Regions from separate parts of the Homo sapiens genome. Here region 1 is linked to region 2. Evidence: chromatin contacts called from ENCODE Hi-C or POLR2A ChIA-PET data. All regions are on one chromosome and are shown on one strand. The core of a region is the stretch at or near the end of the contact, and the rest is flanking DNA. Distances in the headings are between cores, read along the strand shown.

The links. A loop is a pair of places that touch in the nucleus more often than their neighbours do. ChIA-PET counts read pairs that join two places held with the same protein, here RNA polymerase II (POLR2A). Pooled maps may share reads with other maps.
Region 1: a map of endothelial cell of umbilical vein shows a loop between it and region 2 (2.7-fold over the local background). The contact joins the promoter of MEG9 here to the promoter of RTL1 in region 2. A Hi-C loop is called at or near these places in 4 of 168 maps with a recorded cell type or tissue (HepG2, MCF 10A, PC-3 and 1 more), 1 of 37 single-sample maps with no recorded cell type and 1 of 50 pooled maps. POLR2A ChIA-PET finds 5 or more read pairs at or near these places in 1 of 52 experiments (PC-3).

Annotation. Positions count from the first base shown.
Region 1 is chr14:101,067,767-101,071,310 of GRCh38, forward strand. MEG9 (maternally expressed 9) reads left to right here and starts at 2,145. Exons shown (of 2, transcript NR_047664.1): 1 at 2,145-2,289; 2 at 2,676-3,544.
Region 2 is chr14:100,901,957-100,905,430 of GRCh38, forward strand. It overlaps RTL1 (retrotransposon Gag like 1), which reads right to left and starts at 1,766. Exons shown (of 4, transcript NM_001134888.3): 1 at 1,649-1,766; 2 at 1,335-1,430. The region is part of intron 5 of MEG8 (maternally expressed 8, small nucleolar RNA host gene); the gene reads left to right.

The DNA of each region.
Region 1 (3,544 bases), core at 895-3,394, 170 kb after region 2:
CGGAGCTGGGTCCTGGGCCGCCCTGCTCTGCCCTCGGCTGCCTCCTGTCCAGGCTCTGGCCCTTCCTTCCTTAAAGGCCCACATCCTTTGCATTTTCCTTTCCCAGGGGTTCACAATTCCCAAGGGGATGGAATGGCTCTTGTTCAGCAAGGTCATCCCTGATAACCCTATAAAAGCAGCTCCCCTTGCCTCTTCCCTATCACATTCTACCAGTTGCCCCGTTACTGTTTTCTTCCTAGCTTACAGTTCTCTGAAATTGCCTAATGTTAATGTCTACCTTCTTTGTGCCCTAGACTGTGAGATTTCTCATTGGCAGAAATTTCTCTCTCTCTCTCTCTCTCTCTCTCTCTCTCTCTCTCTCTCTCATCCCCTGCTGTGTTCAGTAGCAGAACAGTGAGTGTTTGTTGATTGACTAATGGAGTCCCCAAAGGCAGGGACCGGATCAGATGAATTCCCAGGCAGGTGCTGGGCACAAAGCAGGCAGTCAATAAGATGTGGTGATGGAGTACATGAATATGTTAATTGATTTTTAGAAATTCTTCCCATTTGTTCAAAGCTGTTTGGTTTTCTAGCTTTTTCTGCCCTTCCAGGATGAGGCTGAGATTAGCTGCAGGAGGCACGAGTCAGTTGGGTCTGGGTTCTCTCTTCCACTTGTCGGGGGGTGGGGGCACCAAAGCCCCAGAGGAAGTGACAGGCCCTGTGTTCCCCTGCAGATGCCGACTGATCGCGCCCCCGCCCCTCCAGCAAACGCCCCAGCGCTGAGAGCCAAATGCTCTGGGGAACTCCATCTGCAACGGGCTGGAGCGTGGTGTTAGGGCTCATATTTTATGCATGGGGCTGACTAAATGGGAACATTTGGAGATGAAAATTGCTGTTAATGCATCTACACATCTTTGGAATATATTAAATGTGTGTGTGAGGGGAAGAGTGACATTAGCCTTATTTAATAGCTTCAATATAACCATCCCCGCACACCACGGCGTTAACAGGCACGGCCCCCCCGCCGAGTCTCCCAGGCCACCACTCAGGAAGAGTGCTGGGTGCATCACGCGCCACTTGAGAATTAGGGGGTGAGTCCGGCGTCGGCCCGGCATGCAGCAGCGTGCATGTTCCCCGCCGATTTCTAACCCAAACACAGTGACCCTGTGCCACTTGATGCAGAATTTCATTAAAAGCAAAAATGATTGATTTATCTATTGTTTGCGGAGAAGAAAAAATAAACAAAGGGCCTTTCTCATCAGATAAGCCAAATAAGAACGTGTGCCCCACAGGTGGCCAGGATGAAAGTCTCCATGGACCCTTCAACCAGAGGCTCTGTGACTTGTCCCGTCTTCAGTGCGGTGTGTAAACCCTGCCGCCGGTCCAAGTTCACGAGGTGTGCTCCCTTCTCCAGTGCAAGGGCCCGGTTTATCCCCACTATGTCTCCTGGACGTGGTTGGGAAATTGAACAACCTGGACCTCCGTTCCCATTTCCTTGTTGTTTCAGCGGGAGATAAGAGGAGAAGTAATAGCTGTCGTGTTGGGGCGCTTGCCTTGGTCCTGGGCCCCATCAGCTGCTGTGAGGAGACAGTTTCTTTTCCATAGTTGAGGAAATGGAGCGCAGAGAGGTTGAGTGAGTCAACCAAGGTCACCCAGCTGGAGGTGGGGCAGGGTCTGGCTCCAGGCTGTGTGCTCTCACCCACCCTGCTTGCACGGGCTTTAGGAATAGCCCCTGTGTCCTGGAAGACAGATCGCTCACCGAATGGGCCTCTTTTCTTGGTATCATATGATGAGGTAGGCTCACTTTCCCCCAGACTTAGCTTGCCAGAATATTCATGGTTTTTTCTCTGTACTCACCTGTCATCTCTCCAACTTGGTGCCATCACCCATGAAGTGGGATGCTTTGGTGCGTGTCTGGCCTGGGGAGAGGGCTGCTTGCTTTGTCAGAAGACTCAAAGCATGATGGGCATCCAAATACCAAAGACCTATGTTGACCTGTGTTTTTCACTCCGCTTGATGGCAGTTGAGGGCTATATTCACTGCCTCAGTTGCATGGAGTGAACAAGACCTAGTGAAGGTGGTGGGTGCGCTGAGACCATCTGGTTGATCTCTCCTGGGTGGGACCAGGTGCTCCCCTCACCACCCCCACCCTTGTCTGTGTACCACCACTCTGCACAGACACGTTGGCTGGTGCAGTCCTGGAGACCCACGGAGCTCACGGTCGTCAGGGGTCCTCAAGGATTCAGAGAACCCCCAAATGTCAGGGCTGCTCCCTTCTTGTCCTGCCTCTCTGCTCACACCCTTGGACAGGTAAGAAAACTGAGGTCCACAGAGGGCAGGGTGCATTGCTGTGGCTTTTGTTCTGAGCACTGTCTCCCCAGCTTTGGGGTTGAGACTCTGGGGTCAAGACCCACCTCTGATGAACGAGCGGCTTCCTTCTTTGTAAAAATTGAGGCGACCCAGACCAAGAAGGGCTGCAAAATCACCAAGCCAGGACCTCAATACCCAAGGGGCTGGGGTTTCGGCCACCCTGTGGCAGAGCTTTTAGAAGCCAGGGCCCTTGGCTCGGCAGTGCTGGCTCATAGTAGGTGCTTAGTTCATGCCTGTCTCCTTGGATGAAATCTGACCATAGACACCAGTGCAAAGCAGGTGTTCAACACAGGAGGGTGTACTGAACCCGATCTCTCTATCACCAGGAGGAAGCACACGGGAGGCACTCAGAGAACGTTTGTGGAATGAATAAATAAAAGCATATTTTGAGGGAATAAAGAAGCAGAAAAACAAAGAAGAATCTGGGGAAGATGGGCATAAATCTCCACCAAGTGCTGCCAAGGCTTCCCAGGCGAGGCTGCTGAAAAGACCCTGTGGAGGTAGAGGGACAATTTGTCATGGATGGGAATGGGCTTGAGGGCCGGGAAGCAGGGCATGATGGGGCCTCATTCATCATTTTCCCGTTATCCCAGCAGCGTGCAGGGGAGCAGGTACAGCACCTGCCTGTGCAGCTGCACTGCCTGCCCGAAGGCCCTAGGCCCTGGGCCAAGTGAGTGACCAGAGGGGGACTGGGAATGGAAAGGACCTCAAGGAAGGACAAGCTGAGCTCTGGGAGGCCACCTCCTCCAGGAAGCCTTCCCTGATTCATCCTTCACAGGCAGTCTCAATTTGCAGTCAGATATCCACTGCTCTGATTCTTAGATCAGCAAGTATCTCCCTACCCAGACTGCAGGCTCTGCTGGGGCCGCGGCTGTTTCTGACTTGTGCACAATGGCATCCCTGTACCTAGCACAGGACTGAGTCCAGAGAAAGTGCTCAGTGATGCTTGTTGGCCTTGTCTCTCCTCTGTGGGCAGCACAGGGCACCCGGCGGGTCCTGAGGGTGTGGACATCCCACGGCAGAGCCTGCGGTTGATCCCGACCATGAACCAAGGCCTGGGGCGGGGGTGGCCACATCAGGCCACTTCTGCCAGGAGAGATGTGGCTGTGAGCTGGGGGTCTGGCCTGTCCCCGGAGGCATTCCTTGGGTTTGCATCCATCAGAAGATCCACTGGTTGCCTCTATTTGGGCCTGGA
Region 2 (3,474 bases), core at 516-3,015:
CCTCGCTCACTTGCCCGCTTGCCTGCTCAGGAGTTGGTGCTGTGGGAGCTTCTCAAAGGCCTAAACATGTGGGCTGCCAGCCTGGGCAGGAAACCGTGCTGCAGCCTTCTCAGCCAAGCACTGGCCTGCCTCTCTCCCCTCGGATGCCTCCTGTAACAGGGAGCTCCCTCTCTCCCCAGGCAGCCTGCTCAGGGCTCGCACGCAGAGCTGCTTTGCTGAGCCCTCCCCTGCCTTTTGCATCTGCCTCCTCGGCTGTGCAGCAGCCCCCTTGCCCCCTCTGCCCTCCGATCTCTGCAGGCTGTGGGCTCCCTCTCTTTTCAGTCCTCTCCTTTCTGTGCTGAATGGCAATACCCCCACCAATGGTGGGAACAGGATTGGGCGCCTCTACACCTGTCCTAACACCTCTGTCTCTGTTCTTTTAGACCTGGGACAGAGCCCTTTGCCCTGCTGTTCTGCTAAAAGCCCAGGGGAGGGCGTGGTGCTCCCCTCCTGGGGCCAGCTGCTCCATGTCTATCTGTTGAGCGGCTTCTCAGCCCTCTTGGGTTTTCTATGGCCCCTTTTCCAGTTGCTAGGGAGAACGCTCTGTATGCAGCCCCCTGCCTTTTCTGCAGGAGCTGCTGGCCTCCCGGCCAGCCCTGGTCAGCCCTGCAGTAGCAGCAGCAGCAGCAGCAGCAGCAGTAGGCAGCCACAGCAGGGCTGGGGGCTCCCGAGCCAGGCAGACCGGCTTGACTCCCTGCTCTCTAGCTGCAAGACAATTCCCTTTACTTTTCAGACTCGGCTTTTCCCCTGTGAAATGGAGATGAGAGTTTCTCCGTCACTGGCGTGAAGTGAGGACTAAATGAGATAAGTGTAGGCTTGCACACATCAGACACTTCATAAATGCTTGTGGAGTAGACGGTGGGACCCAGGGAGGGAGAGAGAGGTATGTAACAAGTGTCGCAAGAGAGAAAACAGCCTGGCCTTTCAAGACCCTGCTCCCAATACAAACGGGAACCTCTCCTGGCAGAGTCCCCTCTGCTGGCTTAATCGCACAAATCAAGTCAGCCGGAGGCAGCCCCCGGCCTGTGGAACTCACAGTAGATGCAGCAGGCAGCATAAATGACATGCAGAGCCCACATCTGCATTTAATAGACCGAGAATTTGCATTGTATATAACAGCACGAGGGGTAAAGCATGAAGGCATAAAGGAACAGTTTTTCCCGGCGGCTTCCTTGAAGGGCCAGCTTAGACAGGGGTCTGGGGAGGAGAAACTCAGCGGGGTCCGGGCATCCCATAGACTATGGGACAGACATCCATCCATGCACTCATTCTCCAAGCCACCACAGTGTACCTACCTTCCCCGGGCCCAGTCCCAAGCGTGAGGCTGGGGATGAAGTGATGCCGGTGGCTTAGTGATGCCGGTGGCTTCCTGTCCTCGAAGCTCAGTCGGTCTGGTGGGGGAAACAAACAGGGAATAAGACACTGGAAATTGAGGTGATCAAGAGGGGGTGCAGGCATGGAGATTTATGGAGCCCCGTCTTGGAGCCAAGTCCCGAACTGGGCTGTCTGCAAAGAACTCACCCGGGCAATAACCCTGCACACTGGTCTCATGAGCCCCATTAGATTGATGAGGAAACTGAGGCACAGAAAGGCAAAGTCCTATACTCACCGTCTCTCAGCTGGTGTGAGGCTGGGCCAGGATGGAACCCCAGACTCTCCGAGGCTCCCCACCACACCCTGCTGCTGAAGGCTGCTCAGCGAGGCTGTGCCGAGTGCTGGGGGGGTGTGGGTGGGCAGGGGACGGATTGATTAGTTATAAGCACCTCCCAGCGGTGCTTGAGATCCCAGCTCCTCTGTGGCCCAATCCGTTTGAAGGGCAGATTCAAAATTAGGTGGTAGCACCTATGGGCAGAGGCTTATGAAAATGGCATTATTAACCTGATGTGGAGAGGGCCCTGCCTGTCTGCAAGTAGATTGCAGATAGAGACGGAGGGGGCTGGGCTTGTTTGTGTGGACAGTGAGTTAGAGAGGACAGAGAACATCCAGGGGCCCTCCAGGGCTTCCGGACGGGGAGAACCAGATCTGGAGGGGCTGGACAAGTGGGAGGGGGAAGAGGGGTACGTCTTAAGGGTGCCCCGGCACCTCAGGGAAATGCCCCAGGCTGGACTTGGAGGAGGATCTCCAGCCTTGACTCTGACACAGACAGGGACTATGGCCCTCCCCGCACCTCGGTTTCCCATCTGTGAGATAAGAGATGGAAACCAAACGTCATTTCGAGAAAAGCCCCCATTCCCACCACCCTCCTGGCCCCCCCCTTCCCCCACCACCCCAATCACGTTTGCCAGACACCTGTCTGCTTGTCAGAGCAATATTCAACAGGAGAGTTCCTTCGCTTCCTCCCTGGAGGGAGAAGGGAGAGGTGTGGACGGGGAGAGGGGAGGGGAGAGGTGCCCCCCACTCAGAGAGGCCGCTGAGCAGAGTTCTGCATCGGGTAGGAGTTGGGCCACCGAAGATTTGTGCCAACTCACGGTGCGGTGGAATCAGACAGTCTGAATTCTTCAGACACCAGCCAAGAGTCTGTGGCGCCCCCACGTGCCACAAGGGGGCTGCCTGGGCCACATTTCTGAGCCCGAAAAGTGAGGAGGGGGACAGTCAAGAGGGACCGGCGCTTTTGCTCTGGCAGCGGCGCTTTTAACTGCGACAGATGCGTGCGGTGCGGCGGGGGAGCCGGCCGTGCCGGGGCTGGGGGCTGCTGGGCGGGGGTGGTCGGGGCGGGGGGCGGGGGCTGCAGGTTGCGCCCCTCCCTCACAGACGGCTGCGCTGCAATGCAGCAGGCTGCGGGAGCTGTCCCGGGAGCTGTCCTGTCCGGTGGCCGGCTTTCCAAAGTGGGGAACGAGAGATGAGGGAGGGAGCACTTCCAGGCGCTGCGTGGTGGCCAGGCGCCCAGGAAGCCGAGGGGCCCGAGACTCTGCAGCGGGGCCAGAAAGAGAAGAGTGGGGGAGGAGGCCGGGAGTGGTGCATGGACCAGGGGGTAGAGGGAGGTGGGTGTGGACCTGGGGTCGGGCGCCAGTCAGCTTGCAGCCTATGAAGGACGGAAAGGAGGGCTACAGAGATAGGGGAAGAGTGGGGCTGAGGATAGCCAGAGCGGCTTGGCACACAGTTTTAGGGTAAAAGCATCAACTCTTATCTTTCCAAAAGAAATAAAAAAGCCAAAAAAAAAAAAAAAGGCATTTGAAAGCTAGACAGCTGAATCCTTCCCAGCATGACTGAGCCGGTCACTCCAGGGTCTTCCTTCAAAGCGTGTCTAATGGGAGACAGCGTTGTCCCAGTAACCAAATTGGGACCAGAGTCCCAGGGAAGGGCTCATCAGGTGGCCGCTCTGCCTTGAAGAGTGGTACCCTCAGGCCCTTTTCCAGCCAGGGGTCAGGGAGAGAGCTGGAGGGCTCGGGGAGGCAGGGACTGGGAGGGAGAGTGGGGAGAGGAGCGCTGGGGGCT